2 separate regions of the Homo sapiens genome follow, and region 1 is linked to region 2. The links are chromatin loops, found by intact Hi-C in ENCODE. Cell type or tissue: K562. All regions are shown on one strand. Links, peaks and the distances in the headings refer to the core of each region. The heading gives the core; the rest is flanking DNA.

Evidence for each region. Hi-C counts contacts between places; a loop is a spot of excess contacts. Peaks named below come from ENCODE experiments on the same cell type or tissue, not always from the same donor. Only the 100,000 strongest peaks of a DNase experiment are listed, where the experiment ranks them.
Region 1: a loop joins it to region 2, with 2.2 times the contacts of the local background. A loop is called at or near these places in 1 of 110 quality-filtered maps.

The regions. Positions count from the first base shown.
Region 1 is chr5:164,294,835-164,300,226 of GRCh38, reverse strand. It overlaps LINC03000 (long intergenic non-protein coding RNA 3000), which reads right to left and starts at 3,522. Exons shown (of 5, transcript XR_001742489.2): 1 at 3,031-3,522. In K562, for the core only: no CTCF peak of the experiment used is centred there; no DNase peak of the experiment used is centred there.
Region 2 is chr5:164,356,530-164,361,921 of GRCh38, reverse strand. The region is part of intron 2 of LINC03000 (long intergenic non-protein coding RNA 3000); the gene reads right to left. Among named protein-coding and RNA genes, the nearest start is that of LINC03000, 63 kb to the right of the region's middle. In K562, for the core only: no CTCF peak of the experiment used is centred there; DNase peaks (open chromatin) are centred at 1,101 and 2,861; H3K4me3 peaks cover 1,932 bases.

The DNA of each region.
Region 1 (5,392 bases), core at 282-5,281, 62 kb after region 2:
CATTACTTATTCTTGCTTGTTATTTCAGAATTTTTAGTTGTAGCTATTTCTATTCATGCTTCAATATTAATATCATCATGAAAAAGGACTGGAGATTACAGTCTTTTTTTTACATTGTTGAGACTTTCAAAGGAACTGTTCGTGATTCCAGTGAAAGACTCACGTAATACCCCCAGAAATATAAAAATAAAATTCCTGTTGAAAATCAAGAAGAAACATTTCAGTAGACCAATACCACATCAATGAAAACAAAATCTATTTCAACAAATTATAAATAATTGATGCAGTATGCTTGCAGAGGACAGAGTTTATATCCCCTCAGATAGCAAGGAAATGAAATATTTTGTTTTTAACTTTTGTTACATCATCCAAAGCCTCAAAACTAACTTAACCAAATTCCACCTTAGCTAATACGTTCTGCATCACATGAAAACTCCCCCATGTCAAAAAGAGTATTACAATAACTATATTATCTAATCTGACATTACTAAAGATCCAGATAAGTTTACAACTTCTGATCTAGTTCAAACATAAAGTGACATTGAAAGAAAAGTTTTCCAAACTTTCTCTAGTAGAAAAGTTGAAATTCTAAAGAAATTGAGAGGAGGGACATATTCTTGCCAAAATATATCAGGTAATTGTTGAAAAAATACTTAAAAGTGTTATTAATGAGATGACTACTCCAATAATTTTTAAAAGGTTCTGTCTAAAACAGTTTACAACTCCAAGACCCTGAAAATCATAGTAATAATGAATTTACTCTTATAAGACATTTGTAAAGTTCTAACAGTTGGAAAAACTAGAAAGTTTGGAGAAACAAACATAATACTGAATGTTATAAATCATTAAACAATGCATATTGCTTTAATGTGTATAAATATAAAGTTAGTGCTTTTGTAGTATATCCAAGAAGAAAATCTAGAATATGTCTCTTTTTGGAGAAATGAGATGACTGGTCTGAACGATTTTTAGTAAGTAATTTTAAAACTAATGTTGAAAAGTTTCAAAACAAAGCACATATACTATTGTGTTGAGTATACGCATTCCTTAGGAAGAAAGGAAAACATATAAATCATATGAATAAAGAATATGAATATTAATAAACTTTGAAATAGTTTGTCAGTGACTTTTCTAACTTTATAACTTCAATAAATATTTCATGCAAGATACAATTTCAGTAATTGTATATTCAAATTTATTAACTAAGTAAAAAGAACATTTATTTTTGCACCTCATATGTGGCCACTGGGATTTCATTCATGTTGGATAAATACTATTCTTGATACCTTGTTTCCTTATCAGTCATAAAAGAAAGAGTATAGAGTTTATGTTTACTGAAAATATTCTTCCTTTTACAGACTGTAAAACTTCTCTTTTCTATTTTCATTCCCTTTCATCTTCTGAGTAATTTCGCATATTGACATATATTTCACATCAACATTTTCTTGCTTTTTTTTGGTGTACCCTAGGAGAGACTCTCAAATTAATTTTTTACATTCATGCCAGTTACTAACTTTCAAAAACTCCTAAAAAAAAGTCACTGTAGTAATAATTCATTCCTCCTTTAATTTTCACACCCTCAGTCAAATGAATATTTTACATACATTCCCCAAGGACTTAAACCTTTTGTAAGTGAAATTGGAAATGAAATAAGTCATGCACAAGAACAAGAATCACAAGTCTTCCAATGAATTATGTATTTTTAAATGCAAATGGTTCTATTTTCACAATACTTCACTGTTAAACATGTGCTCTGCTAGGAGCTGCTTTAATCTTATGCTACATATTTTATTGTATGTCAAAGTTAAAGCCATTAGCTATCCAAGGGTCAATCTAATGATGCCCAATTATCAGCAATTAAATAGTTCAGGTGTAGGAATTCAAATAGGAGCAGCTCTTATATAAAATACGGTTAATAGAAAGAACACCTCAGACACACATGGATAGAAAAATATATATATTAGATCGGGTAAATTTAAGCAAAAATGTCAAGGAAAGAAGACTTTATTATTAAATCTTCCTAGCTTTTAGCTTTGATCACAGACAACAATGTAATTTTACTTCCAAGTCATTGGGACCCTGAATGGGACAGCAGAATCAATCCAAGTTACAAGTGACTAATACTATGAGATGCTCTTATCAAAACAGAGCAGAGGAAAATTGTACAAGCCTCTTGATAATATTACTCCTATATCTCTATAGACATTCAACACATTATTAATATGTTTCTGTGATTACAGTTTTCCCAGCTATATCAACAACTCCGAGTGACCTCACCTGAAAGCTAATTTTATTTTGTAAAAACTGACAAGTGAAGATGGAGACCAGTTATAAAAACAAAGGTAATTTTGTAATTTTTATGTAAAGCAAACTCGAGACTCAATGATATCATACAGCATGTGAATTATCACCATCCTTGCATTTTCTCTTAGTCTTACAAATATTTCACATGTTCATGCTACCTATTGATGATATATGTATGTACACAAGATAACACCTTCTCAGTAAAGGCTAGAACAGCACATCTTTCTGACTGAGTAGATTACACCACATGGTAATGATGTGATCAAACTCCACAAGTTATGTGCCTCATCATTAGTTTCCCCAAACTATGAGGTTTAAAAAAAAAAAAAAAGCCACTAAACATATACACAGCACAGCACTGTAGCAAGAGAATAATTTTGGCTTATCCAAATGATAGTGAATAATTCAGTACATTTAGAAAAAAAAAATATATATATATATTATGAAATGCATCCCAGATCCCAGTTTAAGTTCAAGTTCCCAACTGTGAACTCAGAGCTCATGGAAATACAATTATGTAGATTCCTCTTAGCAAAGATTTAGTAGTGGTTCCTTCATTTAACAGCAGTTTTTTCTTAGTGAAATTATTTACTTGAAGAGAGGCTAATATGAAGGGAAAAAGGCAGTTCAACATAGACCAGGCACAATATAAAAAAAGTATTCATAGTTTAAAGTGTGTTAAAGTGTAATGATGTCACAAATAGACAAATCTTAACTGCGTCTTACCTGTAGTAGCAGAGTGTCTTGATACTGTTGAGTGTCGAAAAGATGCAAGTCTCTAAATTAGAAAACAAGGGGCTGTTTGCGCTCCCAGTTTCAGCACAGCCAGTGTTCTATGCGTAAGTAATAAATTGCCTCGTCAAAGTCGTCCCAGCCACGGTGTTCATAGGCAATAGTTAGAATCACTGCCCGAAGTCTTGCTTGATGCTGCTCCCACAGCCTCTGCCTTTGCACAGAGACCTAATGTAGGAGTGAGCCGGAGAACATCCTCTTCGCCCCCCTCTCTCCCCCTCCCTTTTGCGTGGTCTTTCTTCCTCTGTAGCTCACTCTCTCTCACGAATGGAGAGTTATCCTTTGGTTCATTCGGCAGTCAAAGAGGACAGGCTGGCAGGCAACAGTGCAGCTGCCCCCATGCTGAGGCACATGAATGTGTTGTGAATAAAGACAAAGCCCTGAACCAGTGCAGCACGTTACTCCCTGGAAAAGCGCTGCAATGATACTCTGCACTGCAACTCCTCAGGCAGGCAGGCAGGCAGGCAGGCAGGCAGAGCGGTGGACTGAATTTCCCTCGCTTTCCCTCCTAGGAACGTACATTATAAAGTTTGGCTCAGGACCTTGCTTCTCCTCTAAGGGACCACATTTTCTGTGGGTAAAAAATGTTTTATTAAATGTCTGGACACCCTGAACAAAACTATTTTAGATAGTTTTCTACTCTGCTAAACTTGGAGAACCTACCTCATTCCCAAGCTGTCGCCAAAGTAACTGAATTTTCTAACTTTGGAAGATAAAGATCAGGTATGTTAGGCCCCAGAAAAATGTTTTCATGGTAGGGGAAGATGAATTTCTCTAGTCTCAGTATTCCTGAGGGACTGAGTAGGGAGGGTTGGGGAGAGGTGAGCAAACAAACAAAAAGCATCCATATCTCACAGGTGCCAAAAATAGAAACTGAGATAAACTAAAGTGAAACTGATGAACGAGTCTGAAAGAAGGTAAGTGCAAAGAATTGAACAGAGTGAATTAATGGTACTCACTGGTTTCCTATAGCTATCATTCAGTTTTGATAACAAAAAATCATCCTACTTATATACATCATGTTTTGCTGTGGCTTTTGCAAGTATTAATAGACAAATAAACGTAGGCTAATATATACCACATATTTAAGAAAGATTTAGCAGATAATGGCCTACAGGTATTTGCATAAAGAGAGTCAGAAGTTGTTTTCATGCTAACAAAACTACAGGTGGTTACTAAACTATGGATACAGAACTTTGAGATGCACACTCTCAAATACTGGTCCTAATCAATGTATACTGTAACGATGAGACTTTTAAAGCACAATCATATAATGTAGGCAACAGTATTTGGTAAAATAATTAAGTATAAGTTAGGATGAGACTTTTCCATGAATGCCAAAACACCTGAAGTAAATAGTTGCTAGACTAAAATATAACTTTATTTCTATCCCTGATGAAAATGAAGTCTGCAGCTAAGTGTTCCAGGGCTAGATATGAGCTCCATGATATCAGGAACTAGGCTCCTTGTTGCTCCACCATTAGCAACACACTCCAAGATAGTATCTCAAGCTTTAGCCACTAAATTGGTATTCAAACTTCAGGAGCTGAGAAGAATGAGGACAATATGTTCCCTATTTAAGGACATACCTTGGAAGTTGAACATGACATGTTTTTGACTAGAAATTAACCATATGGCCAGAGCTTACTGCAAATGAGACTGGAAGACTGGAAAATAGAGTGTCTATGTGAAATGGCCATGTATATGGCTAAAAACCTGAAGAGCCTTTTACTTAAAAAGAAGAAAACAAGGGAATATGGGGGAAATAATAGTGTCTGCCATAGTAAGATTGATGGATATCGTAAGTGATATCACAGCATCCGTTTCACCTTTATTCCATTGCGAAGTACCGTGTAATTTAGGGAAATGATTTCATGTTGGGCAGCAGACCCTGTTGAGTCTAAGCCTATCATGGTAACAGCATCATACTTGGAAGTAATTGGTTAATAAACCCAGACCTGAACCAATTCGGGCATGATGTTCACTTGCTGATAGTCACTGGCTCAAGAACAGCATAGTTTCTTACACTGGCCCAGTGAAACGGAATGGAGGAAAAATTGTTCAGTGATGAATCAATGAGTTAGGGTCCAGTTTTAAGATGAATATGACAAATTGGAGACAAAGAAAGAAACTAGATATTTGAAGAAATCAATGTAGGTTTGGATTAAACAACTTTAGAGCCAACAGGAACTCAACTTCTAGTTATGCGCACCAATGTGTTACATCACTTTTTAAGTCACTTTGATATGCTTTTCTGTTAGTAACCAAAACATTCTTAATGTACATTAAAAAACAC
Region 2 (5,392 bases), core at 182-5,181:
GGGGTCTCAAGTCTCTTACAATAAAATCATCTGTGATTTCAGACACTGAAATTTCAGACCTGTCCCTAATCTATCATGACTGAGATTTCCCCTAGACCCCAAAGAGATTTTCTGGAAATTTCAGTGGAAGTGCCCTAAAAATATATGAATTTATCAAAATTGATTTTATTTCTTTGTTGTGTTTGCATTTATTTTTCCTTTTGGGGGGTATATTTTCATAAAGGTGTTATTATAATTACAAATTTATTTTGAAAAACTTAATTTTTAAAATGAGAAAAGCTAGATACAGCTAAAAATACCAGTGGCTAATATTGAAAATATAAGAAAACATTAACATATGAGTTCAAATGTATTCTCTATTAATTCATTTTTGCCTGTATAAATATTACAAAAAACATATATTGGAATGTAAGGTTTCAAATTGTTTCATTAGTTTAAAAAAGGAAGGAAAAAGCTGTGAGAATATTTAGGAAACAATGCTCAAAAGGTCCTGTCAAAATTCACTAATAAGTTTTCCTTTTTCGAAGCTTCAACTTCTCTGACAACTTCTCTCTTTCTCCTGTTTTTTCTTCCTCATCACTCCAATTTTTCTGCATGTTACTGATTTTTTTTTCTTAGAATTATACTATCAGCCCCCTTTTCTTCCAGCCCCACTTTATTCCATCTTTCCTATGGCTCCAATTAATTGTATATATTTCCAGATCTTTATCTGTAGCCATTATTATTTTCTTGAGCTACAGTCCTTGTATTAATATAGAAATATTACACCAGTTTCCTCTAGAGACCAAAGTCCCCCCTCCTCAAATGAAATCCTTTCAAGTGAGACTTGTTTCTTTTGTTTAACATACTGCACCCCAAAATAGCTGAAGTCTGGCTAATACAACATTGTTTATAGTACAGGTAACACTACATTTAAAATGTGAGAATATGAATTTTTTGCTATAGATTATAAACCGACGAGTTTGCTATTTGTGCCTGGGAAGATAGACCACTCTAAGAGATAAGACTGGATCCAGAGGCTTCCTGAAAGACAGGATCCAGTGGTTTTCTATTCAGGGAAGTTGGCTGCAGTAGGAGATACTGTCACCCTAATGCAACAGTTGTGCTCATTGTGACTCACAGAAAGTCCATTACTCTCCTGACCGGAAGAAAGAAGGACTCAAAAGCATCTGGCCACACTTCCACCTTCCACTGCCATTGTATTACGTTCTACTATTGGTTTCAGCCATTCAGTTTGGCATATGAATAACTGGAATCCTTTCTTCTCTATGAAAGAAAGGCAGGGGCATTACAGCTTGTTTATGTTTGACTCATATGTAAAGAGCATATAAAAGCCCACTGATGGAAGGGGAAAAAAAAGAACTTACTTCCACTTCTATTTCTAAAACTAGAAATTTAGTCCTTAATGAAACCAATATTATCCCCCAATGCCACCTACATCCTGTAGATGTCCATCTGGTGGTCCTGCAAGCTCTGAACCTCTGCTCTTTCAAACCTATGCTTGTCTTACAACTACAAGCTTGTTCCTCTGCTGCTCCTTGTTGCTGGCATCACATTCATTTCATTCCACTCATAAACTTTGAAGATAGCTTTGACTCCTTTCCCTCTGCCCTTGTATATCTGATCAGTTACCAATTTGGTGGATATCTTAAACCCATTTCCAATGACTGCCTAAGTCCAGGTATTCATCGTCTCTCACTATCCTAAATGGTCTACTCTTAGCGTTTCTCTGCATCTTCCCAGTGGTTCTCCAAACACAGTGCCACAACCAGCAGTATCGGAAATAGACAGAAACTTATCAGAAACTTAGTGGGCTACATACCAGACTAAATGAATCAGAAACTCTGGGGAACAGAGACCAGCCTTTTTTGTTTTAACAAGCCTCTAAATAATTCTGGTGTACACTGAAGTTTGAGAACCACTGGAATAGAGTTGATTTTTTTAAAACACAGATCATATATTATAAATTGCTTGGTCAAAATATTCAGTGACATGCACAGACTCCTGATCTGACCAGACAACAGCATTTCACCATCATCTTTTTCTCATTCTGTAGACCCTGAATTTTAGCCACACAAATTTCCTTATGGCCATTTTACATGAAACCTCAGATTTAGGGAGATTAAGCAACTTGACCAAGAATAAAGAGTCAGCAAATAACAGAGACATCTTATCCTCTTTTCACCAAGCAGTAGTAGTCAATTATTTGCTGGTTGGTTTGCTGATTTGTTCGTTTGTTTGTTTGTTTTGCACAGAGTGTAGATGAATGGATGGAGGAGTGAACATAATAATTACTGGTCTAATCACCAAAATTCTAAAGAAATAATGGGTGTATCTTCATCTGTTTTCTGTTGCTATAACTGAACACTACAGACTAGGTAATTTATAAAGAATAAAAGTTTATTTTGCTCACAGTTTGGGAAGCTGGGAAGTCCAAGAGCATGGTGCTGGCATCTGGTGAGGACAGAGCAGAAGGCACAATATAGCAAGAAGGTAAGAGCTTGTGTGATAGCTCAAGCCTCTTCCTCTTCTTAAAGCCACTAGTCCCATCAAGGGGACCCCAGTTTGATGACCTTGTATAATCCTGATTACCTTCCAAAGTCCTCAGCTCCAAACATCATCAACATATACATTTGGGGATTCAGTTTTCAATGTGTGAAATTTGGGTGACATATTCAAACCACAGCATTCCACTCTGGTCCTCCAAATTTATGTCCTTCTCACACGCAAAATACTTTCATTCTATCTCAATAGCCTCACAGTCTGAACTAATTTTAGCACCAACTCAAAAGTTTAAAGTCCAGAGTCTCATCTAAACAGATATGAGTGAGACTCAGGGCATGACTCAGCCCACGGCAAGTTCCCTCCAGCTGTGAGTCTGTGAAGTCAAAATAAGTTATCTACTGCTAAAATACAATGCTGGGACTGGCATAGGACAGACACTTCCATTCCAAAAGAAAGGAGTAGGCAAGGAGGGAGGAGTAGCAAGTAACAGGCCTCAAGTAAGTCCAAAACCCAATGGGGAATATCACATTTAGTCTTAAAGCTGGAGAATAATTTTTGACTCCATGTGCTGTCTCCTGGACACATTGGGGTGAAAGTTAGATTCCCAGGGCCTCAGCAGCCCTGCCCCTATGGCAGTACAGAGATCAGTCCATGTGGCAGTTCTCACAGGTGGGAGTCTTGTGCGTGCACTTCTCTCAGGTTAGTGTGGCACTCTGGTAGCTCTACAGTTCTGGAGTCGTGTGGGTGGCCTTGCCTCTGTGGCTCCACTATGCATTGTCATAGTGGGGGCTGTTTGGGTGGCTTCATCTTTGACCCCATATTTCTAACCTGCATTGCCCTAGTAGTTCTGTGCAGTGGATCCACCCCTGTGACAGATCTCTGTCTGAGAGCCCAGGCTGTTTGTGATATGCTTTGAAATCTAGGTGGAGGAAACCATATCCCCACAGCTCCTGCATACTGTGTGGCTGCAGAATTGGCACTACATAGATGCTGCTAAAGTTTACAGCTTTTACCTTATGAAGTGGTAGGTTAAGCCACACCTGGGGCCTATCGAGGTCGGGAATCTGGGGGGCACCGAAGCAGAACACAGGGAGCAGAGTCCTCAGGTGGCTCTGGGCAATAAGCCTATGAATGCTTGCTTGTCAGTTCAGGCCTTTCTTCTCAAAGCCAGCAGTCCAATTATGGGGGCCCCACCCTGATAACCTTATCTAATTCTAGTTACCTCCGAAAGGCTCTACCTCCAAACATCATCAACATATGTATGCATTTGGGGATTAAGTCTGCAGCACACAAAATCTGGGGGACATATTCAAACAATAGCAGTATGAGTATGTTACTAAAGTTTTCTAAAATATTTAAAATAAATAAGATGATACATAGACCAAACGACAGTAACTTAATTAAATACAAGCTGGTATATACACAAGGTGTTTATCAATACCAGTATGCAGGGAAATCTCTAGCGATCTGACTCTGACCCCCTTTTCCAGCCCTGTGCTGTTGCATATTCTCATGAAGGATTTGGATAGGAGTATCGTCAGTAAATTGAACATATGCATAGATGATAAAAAGTTACAAGAGATATCCAATATGCAGAGCGAAAGAATTAACTTTGAAAAATCCCAACAAGACTGAAAAACCAAACCCCCCAAAACCCAGTGATTCCAATAATAAAGAACTTAATGGAAATGTATGTAGTCTGAAAAAAACACACATGTAGAAGGTTAAGATGGTGAAGAGCAGGCTTTGGGATCAGGCAGATTTAGATTTGCGCTCTATATTCTACTTACCTTCTTACATGAGTGATCTCTGGCATTTTACCTAATTTTCCTGAGCTCAACTTCCTCTTTTGTATAATAGGAAAATTGCTGTAACTACTTCTTAGAATTAGTGCTGTAACTACTTCTTAGAATAATGAATATGAAATTCTTAGCATAGATGGTAGAATATAGTTAAATATTAAATAAGTATTATTTATTATTTATTTTTATATGTCACACCAACTTTGCTAAATGGGGGGAACAAATACATCACATAAACTTCATAAAACAATCTATACATCTGAGAACCACATTATAAATGAAATATTAACAAACTGAATCTTATCCAGAGGTACTGAAAAAAAAAAAATAATTGGAAGATTTTTAAAAAGTCATAAGGAGGTGTTTAAGCAGGAAAAGAAACTCTTGAAGAATATGACTGAGTACTTCAAAATTCTAAGCCTTGCTTTATAAAGAAAGAGACCACAATGTACAATCTGTAATTACAAATAGAAGTTATGTGGAAATAGATTTCTGCTCAAAACAAGAAAGAACGTACAGACAGTCCAGTCCCCAACTTAGGATGGCTTGACTTAGGACTTTTCAACTTCATGATGATGCGAAAGTGAAACCGTACTTCAAATTTTGAATTCTGATCTTTTTCCCAAGCTAGTAATATGTGGTACAATACTCTCTTGCAATGCTGGGGAGTGGCAGTAAGCCACAGCTGTCAGTCAGCCCTGTGATCAGGAGGGTAAGCAGCTAGTATTCTATAGTGTATTCTGTTGCCGGCATTTTTTGGATATTTTGTGTTGTGTTTTCACATCCCATCATGTCTACTAAATGCCCAATTTTGACTTAGGATATTTTCAACTTACAATAGGTTTATCAGGACGTAGCTCTGTTGTAAGTTGAGAAGCTTCTATATTAACCGGTAGGTCTGCCTAGGAGAATTTCAGAGGTGGTTTAAGTTTTGTATAGGAGGAGTAATGTTCAAATAGAGGTGGGAGGTCACTTGCTGGGGTTATTAGAGAGATGATGGAAACAACAGATCAGCAGTTGAAAGAGAGGAAACCCTGTAACTGAAGGGTTCGACTTCAGTGGCTAATTTAACTGTGATCTGCATT